Regions from separate parts of the Homo sapiens genome. Here region 2 is linked to region 1. Evidence: read pairs that join two places in POLR2A ChIA-PET (ENCODE). Cell type or tissue: PC-9. All regions are shown on one strand. Each heading gives the region's core, and the rest is flanking DNA. Links, peaks and the distances in the headings are about the cores only.

Region 1 (5,391 bases), core at 79-5,078:
CATGGGGGTGGTTTCCTCCATCCTGTTCATGATAGTGAGTTCTCATGAGATCTCATGGTTTTATAAGGGGCTCTTCCCCCTTTGCTCACTCTTGCTCTCTCGCACCTGCAGCCATGTAAGGTGTGCCTGCTTCCTTTTTGCCATGATTGTAAGTTTCCTGAGGCCTCCTCGGCCATGTGGAACTGAGTCAATTAAACTTCTTTTCTTTATAAATTACCCAGTCTCAGGTATTTCTTTATAGCAGTGTGAAAACAGACTAACACATCCTACCTCCCTGAAATGTATGAAACCAACTGTAATCTGACTACCTTGGGTGCGTTTTCTCAGGACTTTTTAAGACTGTGTTTCCCCAGGCTGCAGTCATTCATATTAGCTCAGAATAAATTTCTTTAAAATATTTACAGAGTTTGGTATTTTCATTAACAGACTGTATGCTAAGTCATAAAACAGCCTGAATAAATTTAAAAGAATTGAAATCATGCAAAGTATGTTTGCCAACCAAAATGTAGTAAAATTAGAAATTGATAACAAAAAAATTTGAAAAATTTACAAATACGTGAAAATTAAACAACACAATACTAAATAACCAATGAGTCAAAGAAGAAATCAGAAGTGAAATTAGAAAATATTCTCAGATAAGTAAAAATAAAGACACAACATCCCAAAGCTTATGGGATGTAGCTAAAGCAGTGCTTAGAGGAAATTTGAGAACTGAAAACGCTTATGTTAAAAAATAAGAAATATCTCAAGTCATTAACATGACTCCTTAAGGCACTAGAAAAAGAAGAGCAACTAAACAAAAAGCAAGCAAAGGAAGAAAACAATAAGGATTAGGGAATAAACTACTGAATAGAGGCTAGGAAAAATAATGAATAAAATCAACAGAATCAAAAACTGGATCTTTGAAAAGAATAAGAAAACTGGCAAATATTTAGTTAGACTGACCAAGCAAAAAAGAGAAAACTCAAATTACTAAAATTAAAAATGAAGCAGGGACAGTTCTACTGAAATAAATAAAATTATAGGGGAATATTATGAACAACTGCCTGTCAACAAATTGAATACTTTAGATGAAATATAAGAATTTCCACAAAGACACAAACTACCAAAACTGACCCAAGAAGAAATATAAATTTGAATAGACCTATAACAAGTAAAGAAATTGAATTACTAGGCCCAGATGGCTTTACTCGTGAACTCTACCAAGGATTTAAGTTAGAATTAGGCCAGGTGTGGTGGCTCATGCCTGTAATCCCAGCATTTTGGGAGGCCAAGGTGGGCAGATCACTTGAGGTCAGGAGTTCAAGACCAGCCTGGGATTCAATGCTGTAATCCCAGCAGCTCAGGAAGCTGAGACAGGAGAATCACTTGAACCCAGGAGGCAGAGGTTGCAATGAGCCAGGATCGCACCACCACACTCCACCCTGGGTGACAGAGCAAAACTCTGTCTCAAAAAAATAAGTAAAAAAAAAAGTGATAATTAATAGTATTCCTTATAAACTCTTCCAAAACAAAGAAGCAAGGGGAAACCTTCCCAACTGATTCAATGAGGCCAGTATTATTCTGATAACAAAACCAAACGAAGACATCACAGAAAAGAAAACTAGCACTAGCAGCTCTAGTCAGAGCAGTTATGCAATATAATAAAATAAAAGGCACCATATTGGAAAGGAAAAAGTATAGCTATCTCTATTTGCAGATGACAAGATCACATATATTGAAAATCCTAAGGAATCCATTAAAAACAGTATTAGAACATATGAATGAGTTTGGCAAGTTGCAAAATACAAGATCATTATACAAAAGTCAATTGAATTTCTATATGCTTATAATAAACATTCCAAAAATAAAATTAGGAAAACAATTCCATTTGTAATAGCATTGAAAAATACTTACGAGTACAATTAAGAAAAGAAATGCAAACCTTATACTCTGAAAGCTAAAAAACATTATTTAAATAAATTAAAGAATATCCAAGTAAACAGAAAGATATCCCATGTTCATGGACTGGAAGATACAATATTGTTAAGATGACAATACTTCTCAAATTGATGTATAGATTTATCACAATCCCTATCAATGTCACAGCTAGCTTCTTCACAGAAATTGACAAGCTGATCCCAAAATTCCAATGAAAATTTAATTAATCCAGAATATCTAAAACAATGTTGAAAAAGACAAAGTAGGAGGGCTCACACTTCCTGATTTCAAAATTTACTACAAAGCTACAGTAATCAAGAAAATACGGTACTGGCATAGGAAAGATATGTAGATTAATAAAACAGAATTGAAAGTCCAAAAATAAACCATTGGGTATTAGATCAACTGATTTTCAGCAAGAGTGCCAAGATATTTCAATGGAGAAAGAGTAATTTTTTTAATAAATGGTGTTGGGACAACTGGATATCCATGTGCAAAAGGAAGTTGGACCACTAACTCACACCATATACAAAAATTAGCTTAAAATGAATCTAAAAGCTAAACGTAAGAGCTAACTGTAAAACTTTTGAAGGAAACATAACTACAAATCTTTGTGACTTTGAATTTAGCAATGATTGCTTAGATATGAAACCAAAAGCACAATTAAAAAAAGAAAAAAAAATGAAAAATTGAAAATTGTCAAAATTAAAAACTTTTGTACTGAAAAGGATATCATGTAGAAAGTTTAAAAACAGCCCACAGAATGGGAGAAAATATTTGCAAATTGCATATCTGATGAGGCATGTATATCTAGAATAGTTAGAGAACTATTTCAACTCAGTAATGAAAAGACAACCCAATTAAAAATGAGCAAAATATCGGAACAGACAGTTCTCCAAACTAGATACACAAATGAACAATAAGCACATTAAATTATGCTCAACATCATTAGTCATCAGGAAAATGCAAATCAAAACCATGATAAAATACAATACCACACCTACTAGGTTGCTAATAATATACATTTTTTTTAAAAAAACAGATAACAAGTATTCAAAAAGGATGTGGAGAAATTGGGACTCTCATACATAGCTGGTGGCAATTTAAAATGATGCAGCCACTATGGAAAATGATTTGATAGTTCCTCTGAGTTACCATATGACTCAGCAATTCTATTCCTAGGTATATCCTAAGATAAATGAAAATATAAGCAATTTATAAATGAATGTTTATAGTAGTAGTATTCATAATAGCCACACACTAGAAACAACCTAAATATCCAACAATTGATGAGTGGATAAATAAAATGTGATATATCCATACAATGCCATATTATTAGGCCATAAAAAGGAATGAAATACCGATACATGCTACAACATGAGTAAGACTTGAAAAAGAAGCCAATCACAAAAGACCATATATTGTATGACTTCACTTATATGAAATATTTAGAATAGGCAAATCTTCAGAGAAAGAAATTAGATTCATGGTTGCCTAGGGCTGGAAGGGGTGGGGAAAATGAGAGTGACTGTTAATGGTTTCTTTTAAGGAGGATGAAAATGTCCTAAAATTGATTGGGGTGATGATTTCCCAACTCTGTAACAACAACAACAAAAAAGATTAGTCATGGGTTCTGTAATTAAAAACCACTAAATCGTAAACTTTAAACAGGTGGATTGTATGGTATGTAAATTATTTATCAACAAAGCAGCTATTAGTGTTTTTAAACATGATATAATTTTTTTTTCTGATGTAGGAAGGAAAACCAACCATTACTGGAGAGCAGTGTTTCTCACCATTCGCCTTCACACTCTTCAATTCAGTCAGACCGAGTTCCTGCTGTACAGGATGTCCGGGTGGTAGAGTGTAATGGCTAAGAGCTAGTTGCCTGTGTTGGAATTCTGGCTTAATCACTTACTAGATGTGGGACATCAGGAAAGTTCCTTAACCTCCCTGTGCCTCAGTCCCGTTAGCTGTAAAATGAGGACATTAATAATTTCTAGCTCAAAGCGTTTTTAGGGGAATTAAAAATGCAACACATTAAACTCGTAGAACAATGCCCAGCACATAAGTGCTATATAAGAACTGCTTTATCCCAGCACTTCGGGAGGCCAAGGCGGGCGGATCACAAGGTCAGGAGATCGAGACTATACTGGCTAACACGGTGAAACCCCGTCTCTACTAAAAATACAAAAAAATCAGCCAGGCATGGTGGCATGTCCCTGTAGTCCCAGCTAGTTATGAGGTTGAGGCAGGAGAATCGCTTGAACCCGGGAGGTGGAGGTTGCAGTGAGCCAAGATGGCACTACTGCACTCCAGCCTGGGCGACAGAGCAAGATTCCGTTTCAAAAAAGTAAAAAAGAAAAAAAAGAACTGCGTTATTATTTTTTTCAAGTTTCAGTTATTTATTAATCAGTATAATCTACAGTAGATTGCATCAACATTATTTCATGCATTTAGAGGACAAATATATTAAGTGGAAAATTGTGCGGATGGCTGCTGGAAAACCTTCATTCTAAAGCAGCTTTATAGCGAAACATTTCATTTGGAAATCTGGACCTTCTTTCTTCAGTTCGCTGTAATCCATTCACTGAGTAGAACTTGTATTGATCATTGGGACCCAGTTTGTTCCAGGGTTCTGGGTTATTCTTTCTGTCCCAACTAACAACTGGATTGATCAATGCCAGGTGCAAAAGATACAGTGCCACTCCAGTATCTCCAGTTCCAATAAATACGAAGAGGGGGATCAAGCTTGGATGCGTAGTGGCCTGACTGATGATCCGGCAGAGCATGTTTGCGGTAGAGGCCTCCGATTAGAAAGGAGAGAACCAGACTAGCCACCAGGTCCTGGGCTAAGTAGTATCTGCCAACTGCTTTATTATTAACCCATTCCCCTCCCTAACACTACCCTGAATTCACCTGTCACAGGGATAGGCCAGTCTCCAGATTCCATTCCCCAGTCCACAGTGATTGGTTCAGAGATGGGCACATGAGTCCATCAGGCCAATGAGACTCAAATCTAAGACTCGGGTTGAGCTGTTGGGGTAGCAGACTCCTTTCTCCCAGCTGGTCTTACAAATATGAAGCATTTGGCTTCCAGACGTACAGGCAGTCATTAGAGAGCCGCAGGAGAGAACCCACCTGAAGAGGCAGTCCTATGAGTAACAACGTAATTTCCTCCTAAAAATCTTTCTCCCACCATCATCACATACAGACTGGATTAAGCGATCCTTATACACAGTCCTGTAACCATCTCTGGATCTCTTAACCCTAAGGTCAGAAACATCTCCTTTTGCCCAGGGTGATCTCGGTGTAAACCTCTTGGCCCAGCATAATTATTGAGAGTTCCCCCTTCATCTTCAGGTCCCAGTTTGAATGATAAACTACATAATTATCTATCACAAAATGTATGTACGCTTACGTTGTTATTTGTTTAATTATCTGACTTCCTTGTTAGATACTAAGCCTTGT
Region 2 (5,391 bases), core at 52-5,051, 250 kb before region 1:
ACCATAGTTCTTGATCTCTTCCTTTTAAATGCAGAATTATTTAACCTGGTCTGAACTCCTCCAAGCTTGCCCACCCACATCCTTCCAGTATCATATTCTAGCATCCTTAGAAAAGAAATATATAAATATAAATGTAAATATAAAGAACAATAATTTTTTGTCCCAGAATGTTTAGAAATAATACAGAGTCTGCCCTTCGTGTATGCAGGTTCTATGTCTATGGATTCAACCAATCTTGGACTGAAAATATTCAGGAAAAGAAGGGATGGTTGTATCTGTACTGAACATGTATAGACTTTTTTCTTTGTCATTATTCCCTAAACAATACAGTATAACAATGGTTTACATAGCATTTATATCCTATTAGGTATTATAAGTAATCTAGAGATTATTTAAAGTATATGAGAAGATGTGTGTAGGTTACATGCAAATACTTTGCCATTTTATATAAGGAAATTGAGCACCTGTGGATTTTGGTATCCATGGGGATCCTAGAACCAGTCCCCCATGGATACAGAGGACGCATGTAGAGAAAAAACCAGAGCACAAAGGTGAAGTTGGATGAATGGTCTACAAACACCAACAGGACCTTGACTGATTGTGCCTCTTTGTTCTGATGTTCTATGATAACAATCATGTATTTAGGAAATCGTTTCCATTTGAACAGTTCAAAGCAATGTGTAACGTTTACTATTTATCATATAAAATAGGGAGCAGAGATAACTGTTTTATGGATGAAAAGATTGTAGCACAGAAATATTCCAATGCTCAAAGTCTAGTAATTAGCTAACTCCAAGAAGAAGAATAGAACACTGGTTAGGCATCTGAGGAGGGTGTTGCATAGAGGATGATATACTTCTAAATGAAAAATGAAATGCGTGTTAACTTTAAAGTGTTAAATCCACATGATGTTAAATATGCAGATATTTGGCTTTCTGAATTCACAGCCCAGATCTTTAATTTAAACAGTCATTGAAATGATTTAATATTTTGAAGAGGCCAATTACCTTCTTTCCACCTGAAATTTAGCTTTTAATTGATTACTACACAGTATCTACTTAACATTCTGTTTATAAAAATTTCAGCAATATGGTCCTTATACCCTCAGTATATTCAGCACCAAATCCACTTTGGAAAAGTAATTATAACTGTGCTTTCTGTAAAAAGTGTGAAGAAGGAGAGCTAATTTTTAAAATCCTCTTTTTGATTTGATCTGTTTGAGAGGTTCGAAATGCAAGTGCTTGGTAAAGCAAATGCAAAAACAGAAAAAGAAGTTGTTTAAGTTGAACCTCCAATCCTGTGACTGTTTTTATAGGCCTTGATTAGCAGCAAATTCTAGGATTTTATTTAATAAAAACAAGTCCTCTTTGATTTGATTCCCCTCTGGGATAGACTTAAAAATAATAAATATGCAGTATGTGGTTTCTCTAATTTTATGAATCAAGGCCATTCCTAAATGTATTTTCCAAAATGTTGGTATTTTATTCAATATTGTTAGCCCCCGTCTCCCCATGGAACTTCCTTTGCAGTGACTGGCTTCATGAAGCCCTATTTGAGAAGCCTGCTGTACCCTAGAACCCATGGAGGTGCAGTGGGAGGTGACTGTACAAATAGACCCCTGGAGATTGTTGGTAGCTACTGACAAATATTGTCTTTGATTGCTTTTATTTCCCTTGACTCTACCTTCCTCTACCCAACTCTGTAACTGCTAGAACCCCAATAATGCCACCCCACATAGTTTTTGCAACTTCAAAAATATGTTGTATATCATTGGGAAGGCCAGATGTAGAATATTAGCATGATATATTATTTTAATGTATAAATTGGCCGGGCATGGTGGCTCACCCCTGTAATCCCAGCACTTTGGGACGCCATGACGGGTGGATCAAATGAGGTCAGGAATTCGAGACCAGTGTGACCAACATGGTGAAACCTCGTCTCTACTAAAAATACAAAAATTAGGCATGGTGGCAGGTGCCTGTAATCCTAGCTACTAGGGAGGCTGAGGCAGGAGAATTGCTTGAACCCTGGGAGGTGGAGGTTGCAGTGAGCTGAGATCATGCCACTGCACTCCAGCCTGGGCAACAGAGTGAGACTCCATCTCAAAAAAAAAAAAAATCTGTAATTAATTTCAGCCCATGTGAAGATAATTTGTAGTCTATATATAATTTCACATTAATGCATAAGAAAATAATAAGATACTAAGATGGTTCATTAAAGCTCAGATGTAGACTATCCAGTAGATTAATTATATCAGTTAAGTTTGTGTATGTATAGTGCTTACTGTGTACCAGGTAAGCCATGGTACCTGCTCTAATACCATGTTCTAAACACTATTCATGTATTCACTTCATCAATCCTCACACCCACAAAAAAGAAGGTATTATCTCCATTTTACAGATGAGAAAACTGAAACACAGAGAAGTTAGATAAGCAAATAAGTGGCAGGACTTGCTCCAGGGGCTCGGCCTATAGAGGGCACTCTCTCGATCACCATAAGACATCACCTCTATGGTTACTTGGTAATTTGTAGGCAAATATAACTAGGATTGCATAATGTTAAGTTAAGAAAAATATCCAAAGGAATGGATTTTCATAGGTGAATCAGGTTCATTTTGCATTGCGTTTTTACTGTACTAAATATCTCTCCTTGTATTAAAACTTAGACTTTTTAGGGTAGACAGTCCATAGACTTAACTTCAAATCAGTGGGGTATAATCCATAGCCTTTTACAGATAGGCTATGAAGAGCAAAGCAAATGGCCTAAACTGAGGGTATCCCAGCAAGTGGCACTTATTCTCTGCTCAGCCTGCTAGCTCCGAGCACACGCCTGAACATTGACATATTTCATCAGTGGGAAAGTACGAAAGTCTTACTGGAGAGCTTTAGGGTGAGATATATTATTATTAGCCATTTGAATTTCTTATTCTCAGAATATCTTTTTTATGCCAAAGATTCGCTTCCTGATAAATGACCCGAACAAATGTCTGCATGGTTTTCATGAGAAATTTAGATTGACTCCCATACCAGGACTCATTGAAGTAAGTCTGCCCCAAATCCATGCCCACATTTAGATCTTCGGGAAGGTAGCTTCAAGATTCTAATGTTTCAGTATAATTCAAGCATAGCTTGAATTAAAGCCAAATTCAGCTTTTGGCATGACTAAGAGGAAATAATGTATATGTCAAACACAAGATTGAAGCTAGCTGAATTTTTAAGCAATGAACCATGAATTCATTAAGGTATTTATATCTGGCAGTGACTGTGTGTTGTAGCAATCTAATGATTTTATGTTCAGTTCTCAGCTGCCTTTCCTGTACTTGGTTATTGGCTGAAACCAAAGGATAGAGAATCCAGAGGGTAATTGTTGGGTTAGGGCCATAGGGTTGGGAGGAACTGGGATAATGTTACAAATGAAAAAAAGAAGAAATAAAATTAGCAAGTATGAAAACCTAAAACTAAGGTGTATCGTTTTCCATTTTTGCTTGAAAAATGTATTCAGAATTAAAGACCGTAAAGAAGTATCTTCAGCCAGAAATCCTTGGCTTCCTCCCGTGTGCTGTACTGGTTGATTAAAAATTGCCTCCCTTTGGATTCTCGTATCACAGTAGGGTCACAGGACAGTCTATATTGGAAGAAAGAGTCTCAGGACAAAGCACTGCTCAGAAGACCAGGGAAATAGAGAAACACCAGGGAAACACACTGTGTTCAAGGGGTTTAAGTGCAGGCAATTAGTTAGGGACTAAATTATCCTTAGAAACTGAAGAAACAGGCAAACAGGATAACAGATGCAAAGCACTGTAGTCAAGGAAAGACCTTGACGAGATAGAGCCATGCATGGTTTTCTTAGGGCTACCAGAGAAACACTGTGTGATCATCCTGCACAAGGGGTTGGTGGGAGTGAGTGATGGAGAGTTAATGAGTAGCCAGAGAGGACACTGTACAGACTGGCTGCCCCTGACATGGGCAGAGACTGGCAAAATAGCGGGACTCTATGTTTAATACCACATATACACAATATAATTATATTGTTGTTATTATAAATACATATATTATACTGTATATATTCTAATATTTAGAAAATGTAAAGAGTAGTGTATATATATTAATATTATTTATAATATATATAATTGAGATATTTTATATATATATGTAGAACAATGAGAACAGTGTGCTAGTAATTTGACAACAAACACCTCCAGAAACAGAGCCATCCAGACCAGAACATCACAGATCAAGAGGCAATATGATGTGGTGAGAAAAGCACTGGAGTAGGAGTTGTGAGTCCAAATTGCAGTCTTCATTGTGTTACACATTTATGATCTCCGGCAAGCTTCTCCTCCAGGGCCTTCAGCTTCCTTACCTGTGGAGTTAAATAGGTTGGCTAGGGTGAGCTCTCAGGGCCCTTCTGGTTCCAAGGAGAAATGGGTCTCAGGGTCCTTGCATAGGCACAAGAAGTAAAGAGGCCCTTCCCCTGCCAGGAGCCCAATTTTCCTACCATGTGATACCCAGGTTGTGCTTACGAGATACACAACAAAAATGACTACATTTTAACCAAATGCTTCCAAATTTTCTAAAAGTGAAATGATCAGGAGTGTACATAGAAAAATTTTACATTTTCTTCTTTGGTCTTTATTCTGTAGAATGTAGCTGCCACTGATATATATTATCAAAGCAAAACCTTGTTTTTCCACCTTCATCTGTTCCTTCTTTATGGAGAATCTCTGCTGCCTTCTCAAACATCTATGATGGCTAAGAAAGGGAGATGAGGGAGTGTGGAAGGAGTCAGAACTGCCATCTGACTGTGGTTCTACCTATATTACTAGAATTGGCCGAGTGTGATCATTGCCACCTTGGAGTCACTTACAGTCAACTTGAATGATTATGAAACAAGGGGTAAAAATGACACAGAATGTCAGATTAAAACAATGACACCACTGGGGGCTGGGCGCAGTGGCTCATGCCTGTAATCCCAGCACTTTGGGAGGCCAAGGTGGGCAGATCACAAGGTCAGGAGATCGAGACCATCTTAGCTAACAAGGTGAAACCCCATCTCTACTACAAAACACAAAAAAATTAGTCGGGCGTGGTGGTGGGCACCTGTAGTCCCAGCTACTCGGGAGGCTGAGGCAGGAGAACGGCGTGAACCCGGGTGGTGGAGCTTGCAGTGAGCCGAGATCGCATCATCGCACTCCAGCCTGGGCGACAGAGCAAGACTCTGTCTTAAAAACAAACAGACAAACCAAAAAACAAACAAAAAGAAAACAATAACACCACTGACTAGGTGAATCCAAAGATCTGCCAATGGGTGTCTATTATTGGCTTAATTGTGTCCCTCCAACCCCTAAATACATATGTTGAAGTCTTAAGCCCCAGTGCCTGAGGATGTGG

What was found. ChIA-PET counts read pairs that join two places held together with the same protein. Peaks named below come from ENCODE experiments on the same cell type or tissue, not always from the same donor. Only the 100,000 strongest peaks of a DNase experiment are listed, where the experiment ranks them.
Region 2: POLR2A ChIA-PET joins it to region 1 with 8 read pairs; 2 of 35 experiments call an interaction of 5 or more read pairs at or near these places.

The regions. Positions count from the first base shown.
Region 1 is chr2:215,800,270-215,805,660 of GRCh38, forward strand. The region is part of intron 1 of LINC00607 (long intergenic non-protein coding RNA 607); the gene reads right to left. It also overlaps the pseudogene COXFA4P5. Among named protein-coding and RNA genes, the nearest start is that of LINC00607, 41 kb to the right of the region's middle. In PC-9, for the core only: no CTCF peak of the experiment used is centred there; no DNase peak of the experiment used is centred there.
Region 2 is chr2:215,551,697-215,557,087 of GRCh38, forward strand. The region is part of intron 1 of LOC102724861 (a long non-coding RNA gene); the gene reads left to right. Among named protein-coding and RNA genes, the nearest start is that of FN1, 120 kb to the left of the region's middle. In PC-9, for the core only: a CTCF peak has its summit at 2,453 (motif pointing right); a DNase peak (open chromatin) is centred at 3,145.